Regions from separate parts of the Homo sapiens genome. Here region 2 is linked to region 1. Evidence: chromatin contacts called from ENCODE Hi-C or POLR2A ChIA-PET data. All regions are on one chromosome and are shown on one strand. The core of a region is the stretch at or near the end of the contact, and the rest is flanking DNA. Distances in the headings are between cores, read along the strand shown. Region 1 overlaps ITGA9 (integrin subunit alpha 9). Region 2 overlaps ITGA9 (integrin subunit alpha 9).

The links. A loop is a pair of places that touch in the nucleus more often than their neighbours do. ChIA-PET counts read pairs that join two places held with the same protein, here RNA polymerase II (POLR2A). Pooled maps may share reads with other maps.
Region 2: a loop to region 1 is called in a pooled map, with 2.5 times the contacts of the local background. The contact joins two enhancer-like sites. A Hi-C loop is called at or near these places in 1 of 50 pooled maps. POLR2A ChIA-PET finds 5 or more read pairs at or near these places in 3 of 52 experiments (PC-3, activated CD4-positive, alpha-beta T cell and activated T-cell).

The regions. Positions count from the first base shown.
Region 1 is chr3:37,508,494-37,513,695 of GRCh38, forward strand. ITGA9 (integrin subunit alpha 9) reads left to right here. Exons shown (of 28, transcript NM_002207.3): 8 at 66-134. Among named protein-coding and RNA genes, the nearest start is that of ITGA9, 59 kb to the left of the region's middle. Within about 2 kb of position 3,046, at least 6 of the 41 ENCODE cell types and tissues checked have a DNase peak (open chromatin) inside an H3K27ac peak, as active enhancers do.
Region 2 is chr3:37,658,940-37,664,141 of GRCh38, forward strand. The region is part of intron 17 of ITGA9 (integrin subunit alpha 9); the gene reads left to right. Among named protein-coding and RNA genes, the nearest start is that of ITGA9-AS1, 200 kb to the right of the region's middle. Within about 2 kb of position 3,189, at least 4 of the 41 ENCODE cell types and tissues checked have a DNase peak (open chromatin) inside an H3K27ac peak, as active enhancers do.

The DNA of each region.
Region 1 (5,202 bases), core at 1,796-4,295:
GTGCTGATAAATATCTTTGATCATTGATTTCATCCTAACTAGATTTTTTTTTTTTCATTCCATAGGTTTATATTTTCAGAGCTGACCGAAGATCAGGCACCTTAATTAAGATCTTTCAAGCATCAGGTAAAAAGGTGAGGTTCTTGGTATAAGTGACTATTTTTTATTTGAGAGATGTGATCATGTGGGAGTCAGTACTTTTTAGAAAATTGGTTTGAAGGCCCTACCTGTGCCCTGTGTTTATATGGCAGTGCTGTCTGCTTGTTGGTGTCTTTACCTTCTCAGCGGTATGTGTAATCTGTACATTCATGGGATTCATACTCGCTTTAGGAGACATTCTGTAGCAAGATGAGTTATATGGGGCCAAGTTACAGCACAGAGTTTTAAGAGATTGTCCGTAGTTCAGACTGTCATCAAAGTGACTGCATGCCCTGTCTCTCTGCCTCCATCCTTTCTCAACGAATCTCCACCTCCAGAGAGAGCAGATCTTTCTGAGTACAGGTAGCAATAAATGCTTCTCACTGAGCCTGTTTCACCAGCCCAACATTACCCCCTTCCCTAATCCTCAGCCCTCAACTGTCATTGCCAAGGTGACTGTTGCCACACAAAGAAAATCCAAACACAGGTTGCCTGATTCCTCTTAGAACCTTGAAGCAGAAATAGCTCAGGGTGCTGCCCTAAAGTTAGCCTGGGTGAGATTACTCTGCCTGGGTCCTCCCCACCCTGTCCCTAATCCTCTCTCTGCTTTCTGAAAGTTTCCATTATACTGCCCTGTTGTCTAAAATTAAGCCAATTAGAGAGTCCTGCTATTAATAAGCAACAGTTTTCATGAGCTTATCAGTCATGCACTTCTTGTGTGGCTTAGATCAGCAGGACTGTTTGGCTGAGCTTGGCTACTCTAAGGGACACAAGTTTAGGCTGGGAGCTGTGGGGGTAATTTGGAGGTCTTGGTGGAGGCCTTAGTGGGATCTGGGAAGAAGCATAGGATGTCTGGGACATGGGAGGAGGCCATGTGCCTCCTCAATTCTGTTCCTGCCGAGTTAGAACTGCTGTACGCCAGCCTAGGATCCTTCCATGTTGTTCTCCCATTCAAGTAGACCTTTTTGCAATTTTAACTATCCGAATAGGTACACTTAGTGTATAATTGTCATTATCTTTTGAATAAAAAATGCATCACCAAACTTGGTTTTGCATTTTTCCTCAGAATGGCTCTGCCTTCCCGAGAACTCTGCTGGCTTGTGTTATTTTAACATTTCCAAAACCCCAAAGCAACAGCACTGGAAAATGACTGTGAGCCATTCTGCAAAAGGGTTTTCCAAGCACCCTTAAAGTTAGAAAAGAAATAACTCTGTGCTACTTGTGATTTACAAAAGAGAGTTTCAAAGAGCAAGTAGGGTATGAGTGGAATTAAGGCTAACATTTTAGATCTTCTGCAGAAGATAACAAATGGGTGAATGTATCTAGCATGGAAACAATCTCCCTCTTCCCTTCAAATGTACCTGGGTTTGAAAGCCTAAAGGTAAAGGATTCCTTTTTTTTTTTTTTTTTGAGACAGAGTCTCACTATGGCATGATCTTGGTTCACTGTAACATCTGCCTCCTGGACTCAAGCCATCCTCCTACCTCAGCCTCCCAGGTAGCTCGGACCACAGACATGTGCCACCATGCCCAGCAAATTTTTGTATTTTTTTTTGTAGAGATGGGGTTTCACCATGTTGCCCAGGCTGGTCTCAGACTCCTGGGCTCAAGGGATCCACCCACCTTGGCCTCCCAGAGTGCGGGATGATAGGCATGAGCCACCGCACCTGGCCAAGGATTATTTAAAATGAATTGTGGAGTTTCTGAGTATCTTTATGTTCAGTTGTAGCTGTGCCCCCCCAAACTGCTTTTCCTTCCCTGCCCTACTCCTTACTGTCTGTGCCCTGGGGAGGTCCGGTTAATTCCTATTGCCTTCGAGTAATTAACAATCTGTAATTGTGCCCTCTCTCCTCCTTGAAAACCTCTTGGTTTGGATGAGAACCTATGCTCAAGTTGATCAGGTTTTTGGGGGTAGATCTGAGAGTGGGTGGTGCAAGGAGGATGAGATTAACCTTTGAGAACCCACTTGTCTAAACTTCCTGAAGACTTCTGCCATTGAGTTCCAGGACAGGTTCAGGCCTGAATGTCTGCTTGGATGTCCTTATCATACCAAGATACATCAGGTTCCCTGAGAAGGGACAGAAAGGCCCAGGTATTCAACTTCTTGGCTTCGTAGCCATTTGACTTTTTCTTTTCTTTAGGGCTCTTCTGGCCCTAACCTTTGCACCATTCCATAGGCACCCCTTCTTTCTGCCACTCACTCACAGTCCTCTTGCCTTCACTTCCTTCTACTAGTGTCTCCAACTAGATTTACCCTGTCATCATCGTTCTGCTTTTGAAATAGGCCATGACCTTTCTTTATACAACTTATTCTACTTCTTGCCAGAAGAAATGAGACATTCATGTCTTTCTGACTTCTCCATTACCTCCTACAAAAGGACATGACCCCAGGCTTTCAAAGGATGCCTTTAGATTTATCCCTATGTCCAGAGTCACATAGACAGGAGGGTTCTAACTCAGCAAACCACCGGTTCACTTCTGCTTCCGTTTGGCTAGAATTTGGTCAGATAGTTCTGTATCCTGGCTTCCTATAAGAAGAAACAAAGCAAAAAGATTAAAAAAACAAAACCAAACAAAAAAAACCTGGTTCTTGTCTTTATTGGTTGACTTTCTCCAAATAGTACACTTAAGAAATCACCAACATGTGTGCAGTTCAGATGTTAATACAGACACACATCTCCACATTTCCAGGCTGATGGGGAGCTCTGATCATCGGACACACACCCCAAAGCATGTCATTGCCATATTGAAGTTTTATTGAATTAACGGAGTATGTGAAGCATTTGTATTTCAAAACTGAGATAGGAAACTTCACATATAGAGATTTCTAATTTAACATTGATGAAGATGCCAAGTTAAATAGTCCTTTGGAATGAAACAAATAGTTCCCCTGGGGCTCAGCCAGTGAGCGCAGCCAGCAGCTTGGCTCTTTGGGTCTTTGCCTGTGTCTTACTGATTTCTTTTACCAAAGCTCAGATGGGGAGATTGGCAAGGCCACTGAAATAGTGACTGGCAACTCGGTTTCTTTCCTCCTCACCCTCTGTGATTTCAACCCTTTCCTGCTCCGTTCTCCTTTGAGAATGGGTAATCAGAGGGGAGGAAGATGGCCTTGGCATATCACTGGGGAAGGATTTCTGAGCGGCCACTACAAAGCCCTCCTGTGACCCTGTTAGCTGCAGGAAATAGATTGGAGTGTCCTCTACCTCTCTCCCTCAAACTCCCTGGGTCAGCTGCCAACAAACTCCAACAGTAAAAGAAAAGGCTTGTTCATGTCCATCAACCCAGGGGCCTTTTATTAGAAAACATTTATTTTAAAAGAATAATGCTTTTTCTCTTTCTTTTCTTTTCTTTTCTTTTCTTTTCTTTTCTTTTCTTTTCTTTTCTTTTCTTTTCTTTTCTTTCTTTCTTTCTTTCTTTCTTTCTTTCTTTCTTTCTTTCTTTCTTTCCTTCCTTCCTTCCTTCCTTCCTTCCTTCCTTCCTTCCTTCCTTCTTTCTTTTCTTTTCTTTTCTTTTCTTTTCTTTTCTTTTCTTTTCTTTTCTTTTCTTTTCTTTTCTTTTCTTTTCTTTTCTTTTCTTTTCTTTCTTTCTTTCTTCTTTCTTTTCTTTCTTGACAGAGTCTTGCTCTGTTGCCCAGGCTAGAGTGCAGTGGCATGATCTTGGCTCACTGCAACCTCCACCTCCCAGGTTCAAGCGATTCTCCTGCCTCAGCCTCCCTTGTAGCTGGGATTACAGGTGCCTGCCACCACGCCTGGCTAATTTTTGTATTTTTAGTAGAGATGGGGTTTCACCATGTTGGCCAGGCTGGTCTCGAACTCCTGGCCTTGTGATCCACCCGCCTCCCAAAGTGCTGGGAGTACAGGCGTGAGTCACCATGCCCGGCCTTCTTCTTTTATTTTTTTTTAAAGTAGAGGTTGCAAACTGACAGCCTTTGGAAAGAATACAGCCTACAAATACTTTTGTTTGGCTTGCACAGTATTTGTTTATTGTTTTTACACACGAAGAAGTTGCGAGCATTTAAAACACTGGCACTTTAAATAAAGTTTTAAATTTTTGGCTTCTTTTGGAAAATGGAAAGGTTGCTCCTCTCTGGGTCAGCATTCCTCTTGGTGGCAGTTAGCTGCAGCTGGGTTGAAGCTGCTCCTTTAGCCAGGCTTGTGGGCTCCAGTTTGCCACAGTCTCCACCACTCCCTATTGTTATGTAGACAAGGAAGACAAGTGTCACTTGCCACATTAATTTTTTTTCTTATGCCTGTTATATCACCTGCCTGGATCCTGTTGGTATTTGGGTTTGAGACCCCTAATTAAGCTATAATTAAAAGTCAATATTATCTTGCTCTGTTCCCTCATCAGTTAAACAGTCTTAAAAGTTGTACCTTTTTCTGTCACTTCAGCTCATGCCTTCCTAACCAATCTTTCACCTGTGCATAGGACCAGGAGAGAATAACCTATTTCCCCATGTAACATTTATTTTCATGCCTTTCTTGTGTTGTGAGATTTCATATTCCTACTTGCTTGGCCTTGTCAAATGTCTGATATAAGGAGCATTTTTATTATGGTTGTAACATAACTTTGTGTCCTCAGCTTGCATTTTTAAAAACAGCACCTCATTCTGTGGGCATCAATCTATTTATCTTCCCCTTGATAGGACTCCAGGAATGGGGGACTTTGGGCCAGTTAGCTTTGTCTCACATTGACTGGGGCCCTGCCTTGCTGCTGGAAGTTGGGTATTTCACTCTTTGCTAGGCATTCTGGTTTAGGGGGCAGCATAGCCATCCAGCCTCTGAGGGATGTTTCTTTTTTTTTATGTTTTTATTTTTTAGTATACATTAAGTTTTAGGGTACATGTGCACAACGTGCAGGTTTGTTACATATGTATACATGTGCCATATTGATGTGCTGTACCCATTAACTCGTCATTTAACATTAGGTATATCTCCTAATGTTATCCCTCCCCCCTCCCCCAACCCCACAGCAGGCCCTGGTGTGTGATGTTCCCCTTCCTGTGTCCATGTGTTCTCATTGTTCAATTCCTCTGAGGGATGTTTCTAAAGCCAATGGGGTGGAG
Region 2 (5,202 bases), core at 1,939-4,438, 150 kb after region 1:
AAGCTTAGTTTGGCTGGATATGAAATTCTGGTTTGAAAATTCTTAAAGAATGTTGAATATTGGCCCCCACTCTCTGCTGGCTTGTAGGGTTTCTGCGGAAAGATTCACTGTTAGTCTGATGGGCTTCCCTTTGTGGGTAACCCAACCTTTCTCTCTGGCTGCCCTTAACATTTTTTCCTTCATTTCAACCTTGGTGAATCTGATGATTATGTGTCTTGAGGTTGGTCTTCCTGAGGAGTATCTCTGTAGTGTTCTCTGTATTTCCTGAATTTGAATGTTAGCCTGTCTTTCTAGGTTGGGGAAGTTCTCCTGGATAATATCCTGAAGAGTGTTTTCCAACTTGGTTCCATTCTCCTCATCACTTTCAGATACACCAATCAAATGTAGGTTTGGTCTTTTCACTTAGTCCCATTATTTCTTGGAGGCTTTGTTCATTTCTTTTCATTCTTTTTTCTCTAATCTTGTCCTCATGCTTTATTTCATTAAGTTGATTTTCAGTCTCTGATATCCTTTCTTCTGCTTGATCGATTTGGCTGTTGATACTTGTGTATGCTTCATGAAGTTCTCGTGCTGTGTTTGTCAGCTCCATTGGGTCATTTATGTTCTTCTCTAAACTGGTTATTTTAGTTTGCAATTTCTGTAGCCTGTTTTCAAGGTTCTTAGCATCCTTGAATTGGGTTAGAACATGCTCCTTTAGCTCAGAGGAGTTTGTTATTACCCACCTTCTGAAGCTTACTTCTGTCAATTCATCAGACTCATTCTCCATCCAGTTTTGTTCCCTTGCTGGTGAGGAGTTGTGATCCTTTGGAGGAGAAGAGGCATTCTGATTTTTGGAATTTTCAACCTTTTTGTGCTAGTTTTTCCTCATCTTCATGGATTTATCTACCTTTGGTCTTTATGTTGGTGACTTTCAGATGGGGTTTCTGTATGGACGTACACTAGTACATTTTAACTTATGATGGCACATGATCTTTCATTCATCAAAGGAAAGTAATACTAAGATTCCTTTTCTTCAGTTTGAGTTTACTGGAGGAAGATGATGTAACACACACACACACACACACGCACACACACACACACAAATAGTCCTCCAAACCACTTAAATATTAATTAGCATTACTTTTACTTAGGGCAATAGTGGTAGATTAAAATAGCACACGTTTTGCCAAGCTTACAAAATTACTTAAAACTCATGGCATGGATATTAGAATTGTTTCACATTAGTACGAAGGACCTCCTGGGATTATTAGAGGAACTGACTTTAAAGAAGTTTCATAAATTTGCAGCTCATTAATTTTAATTTTAAATAGGCCTTCCACAAAGTGTTTTAGGGAAAAAATAACAAGAAACAAAAATATATGGATTTGTTTTGTCTTGAGGCAGACTGGAAATGCTGGAAATTTATTTTGGATCGTAGAAAAACTTCATGTGGTGGGAAAATGTTCACTTGCTCCAAGGTCAGGTATTAAGTTAGCAAAGTCCTAATGCTTTTGCTACCCATTAGTGGATGATCAAATCCATCTCTATTGAATTGTGCTTTTCTTATATTAAGATGTAAAATTCAAGGCTCAGTATAGCACCTGGTGGCTAAAGCTGCCTCCACTGCCCCAGTCTGGCCTTTCAAGTGTGGTCAGAGCTAGTTATCCTCTGTGGGCCCAGTAATCAATAATGCTTGAACAACTAGTGTGGTGGCCAGGACCCAGTCCCCCCATATGTATCAGCTACCAATTGCCACAAAAAAGGCTGAATAAAAAAGTCACCCCAAAACTCGATGATATGAACAGCAATCACTGATTCCCATGGATTTTCAGGTCAGCTGGCCCAGGCTGGACTCAGCTGGACCTTGGCTGATTTGTCCATGCATCTGGGTTCAGCAGAGGGTAGGTTCTAGGCTTGGGTGACACCATTCAGCTCTACTCCCTGTGTCTTTCATTTTTTCTTTGGAACCAGTGGACAAGCCTGGGCATATTCTCACAGCATAACAGAGGTACAAGAAGGCATGCAGAAATGTGCAATGACTCTTAAGGCCTGGGCTCAGAACTGGTGCACTTTTCCTCCAGCCTTATTCTATTGGCCACAGCAAGTCACATGGCCAAACCCAAAGTCAAGGGACAGGAAGTTAGTGAGAGGAATTACAAAGCCACACAGCAAAGGGCCTGAGTATAAGGAGGAGGTGAAGACTTGGGACCCATAATGCAATTGACTATACTATATAAACAGCAAGGTAGCCCTGTCTCTTATCCTGATGCCTTGTTGTTATCAGGGCTATTTCAGTCTTTATTGCAATGCCGTCTCTCTGGAATTCAGACATGAGATCTGGAGACTGGGTGAGAAGATTTTCTGAACCTCAGAAACAATGCCTTTGGACCGAAGCTCTCAGCCTCTTAGGTTGGGTTATTTCTCAGAGGACCCCTGGCCTCTCAAAATAGCCTTTTGGCCGAATCCTCCATTAAAGAAACCTTCGTTGTACTTTTGGGCCCATAGCTGTTCTCACAGGAACCATCAGAGAAATGTTCATTGATACTTAGATAACAAACCTGTGGTTCAGTTATATGGGATTTATCCAGACCTTTGGATGTTCACTCTTCAGAGCCAGGGACAATGTGAGGGAAGATACAATCAGTTAAGTGCTAGTGGAAACCAGGGTCTGAATTTGGTTGGCAAAGGCATAGTGGCTCCAAGCAGAGGTAAACTGCTTTGGTTATCATTGAGCTCTCTTGATTCATTCTTGTCTGGGATGGAATGTGCCCTCCTTTCTTGTTCAAGCCAGGCAAGTGCTAGGCACTGGGCTGCAGAAGTGAGCAGTATGTGAGCCCTGCTCTCCTGCTGTGAGCAGAGCAAGAGGCTGGGAGATAGTGGTACCACACAGTGAGTGCTAGGTGGGTTACTCCAGGGCTCTGGAGCAGCTTCCAAGAGGTGGTGTTGAGAGGAATGAGGACTCACGCATTCCAAGCAGAGGGAAAATGTGAGCAGAAGTATGGAGAACAGGACTCCCATGAAGATCTGCAGGTGTCTGGAATGAAGGAGGCAGTCAGGAGAACACAGTGAGAGACAGGGAAGGAGAAAGGGAGAGAAACCAGATTGTGGAACACTTATGAGTCTGGACTTCATCTTGAAGCCAGTGGGAGTACAGCCAAGTTGTAGTGTAAGTGCTTTTAACCTAACAAGAATACAGCCAGGGGGCCAGGCGCAGTGGCTGTGCCTGTAATCCCAGCACTTTGGGCGGCTGAGGCAGATGGATTGCTTGAGCTCAGGAGTTTGAGACTAGCCTGGGCAACATGTCAAAACTCCGTCTCTAAAAAAACATACAAAAATTAGCCAGGCGTGGCAGCAAGCGCCTCTAGTCCCAGCTACTCGGGAGGCTGAGGTGGGAGGATCACTTGAGCCTGGGAAGCAGAGGTTGCAATGAGCTGAGATGGCACCACTGCACTCCAGCCTGGGTGACCGGGGGCAAAAAAATAATAATAATAATGCAGCTGGGCACACTCCAGGAGCCAGGGTGGGGAAGGGAGAGGAGAACATTGAGATGGTATAGGTCATTTTACCCTCTATTCCTCTCAGTGAAAGTACGTTCCAGCTTGAGTTTTGAGTTTGCTCCTCTCTCCAACCATAACAGTTCCTGCTTCCCTGCCTTGGGTAGGTCTGTGGGGCAGCTGCCCTTCATCTCAGTGCAGGAGCAGCCTTTTCAGGGTTGGACTTATGAGAGATGTTGTGCTGATTTCCACCATGGTGCCCCCCTCCCAGGGCTTCACAAGGGCAACTTGGACACAATTTTTGCTTTCCGTGATGTCTTTAGAACTTAGCTCTCCTGTTAGCCGTGACCTTACTCACTGTACGAAAAGTCGAAGCAAAGGGGTCACAGAGAAAGATTTCTCTGATGACTGTGTAGACAGTTGGTCCATGGTGTTGTGGCTGGAGGCCTCTGAATACCCACCAGACTGAGGAGCCTTTGTCTTAAGACAGAGGGAAGGACATCTGGGAGTGATTGTGTCACCCAGAGTGGCCAGAGATCAAGCCATAGGAAATGCTGTCTGTGACCAGGATTCATGGATGTTTTTATTTTCCTCTCTGGAGAGCATGAATTCTGGCAGGCCTGTGATCTCTTAAAACAATCAACTCTTCAATTAGAAGTTCATGATCTTTAATGGGCTTGAGTCCAGTTCCAAAACAGGCCATTGTCAAAACGTCCAGGAACAGGGATGAAACTTGTTTAAAAGTTTCTATTAAGCAGGACTGAAAATTCCATTTGTAAAAGGATGCAACTATGTTTTGTCTTTTTGAATACTCACAGTACCTAAGAAAGCATCACATATGATAAAGAAAAAGACTATGGCAAGTGAGCTTTAAAAAAATTCTTTTTTTGATGCATTCCATCAGAAATCAGTGGAACATTTCATTGCTGTCTGGCTAGCCAACTCCGATAAAATAAGGACTTTTAAGGGAGATGGAAAGACACAGCAGGATATCTGTAAAGCCAGAATCATCTGGTGGCAACATATAATTGTCCTATGGTTGTAACCTTGATAGTGCTGTTACCATGGGGGTTGGGTGGTGGGGCGAAGTGCATTTCCCAAAACTGTTGGCTAGCTGAGGGATGAGAGCTCCATCCATGAAAACCAGTCTTCCAGAGGAGGATCCCCAAACCCAGAGAGCTATTTAGAGTTTGAAACAAATTGTTCTCCTTCTCAAAAGTGGCAGAATGGTTAGAATCATCAACTGCACAGCCTAGGTCAGAAGTGAAGTTTGTCCTGTTTTATGAAGGGAAAGACACCCTTGTTTAGTGAGCACTGACCAAGCACTAGATACCCCACTGAATACTCCATATACATAAAAGCACTGAAGTATCTTACCAGCTGCATAACCTTGAGCAAGTTGCTTAACATCTCTGCCTGTTTTCTCCTCTGTGAAATGGGGAAAATAACAGCAGCACCTTATAAGGTTATTTTGCATATTAATTAATTAATACATATCCAAGTGCTTCTAAAAGTGCTTAGCATATAAGGAAACACTCAGTAGTGAAAACTAGCATTATTATTTCATTTAATCCTCAACAACACTGAGAATAAATATTCTTATACTCTTTTTACTGAGGCGGTGCAGAGGCTCAGGAAGGCCAGGTTACTTGCTCAAGGCTCATGTTGTATGGGAAAGTTAAAGCTTGGAATGTCTGATTCTACATCGCGCTCTCCTCCTGTACATTGG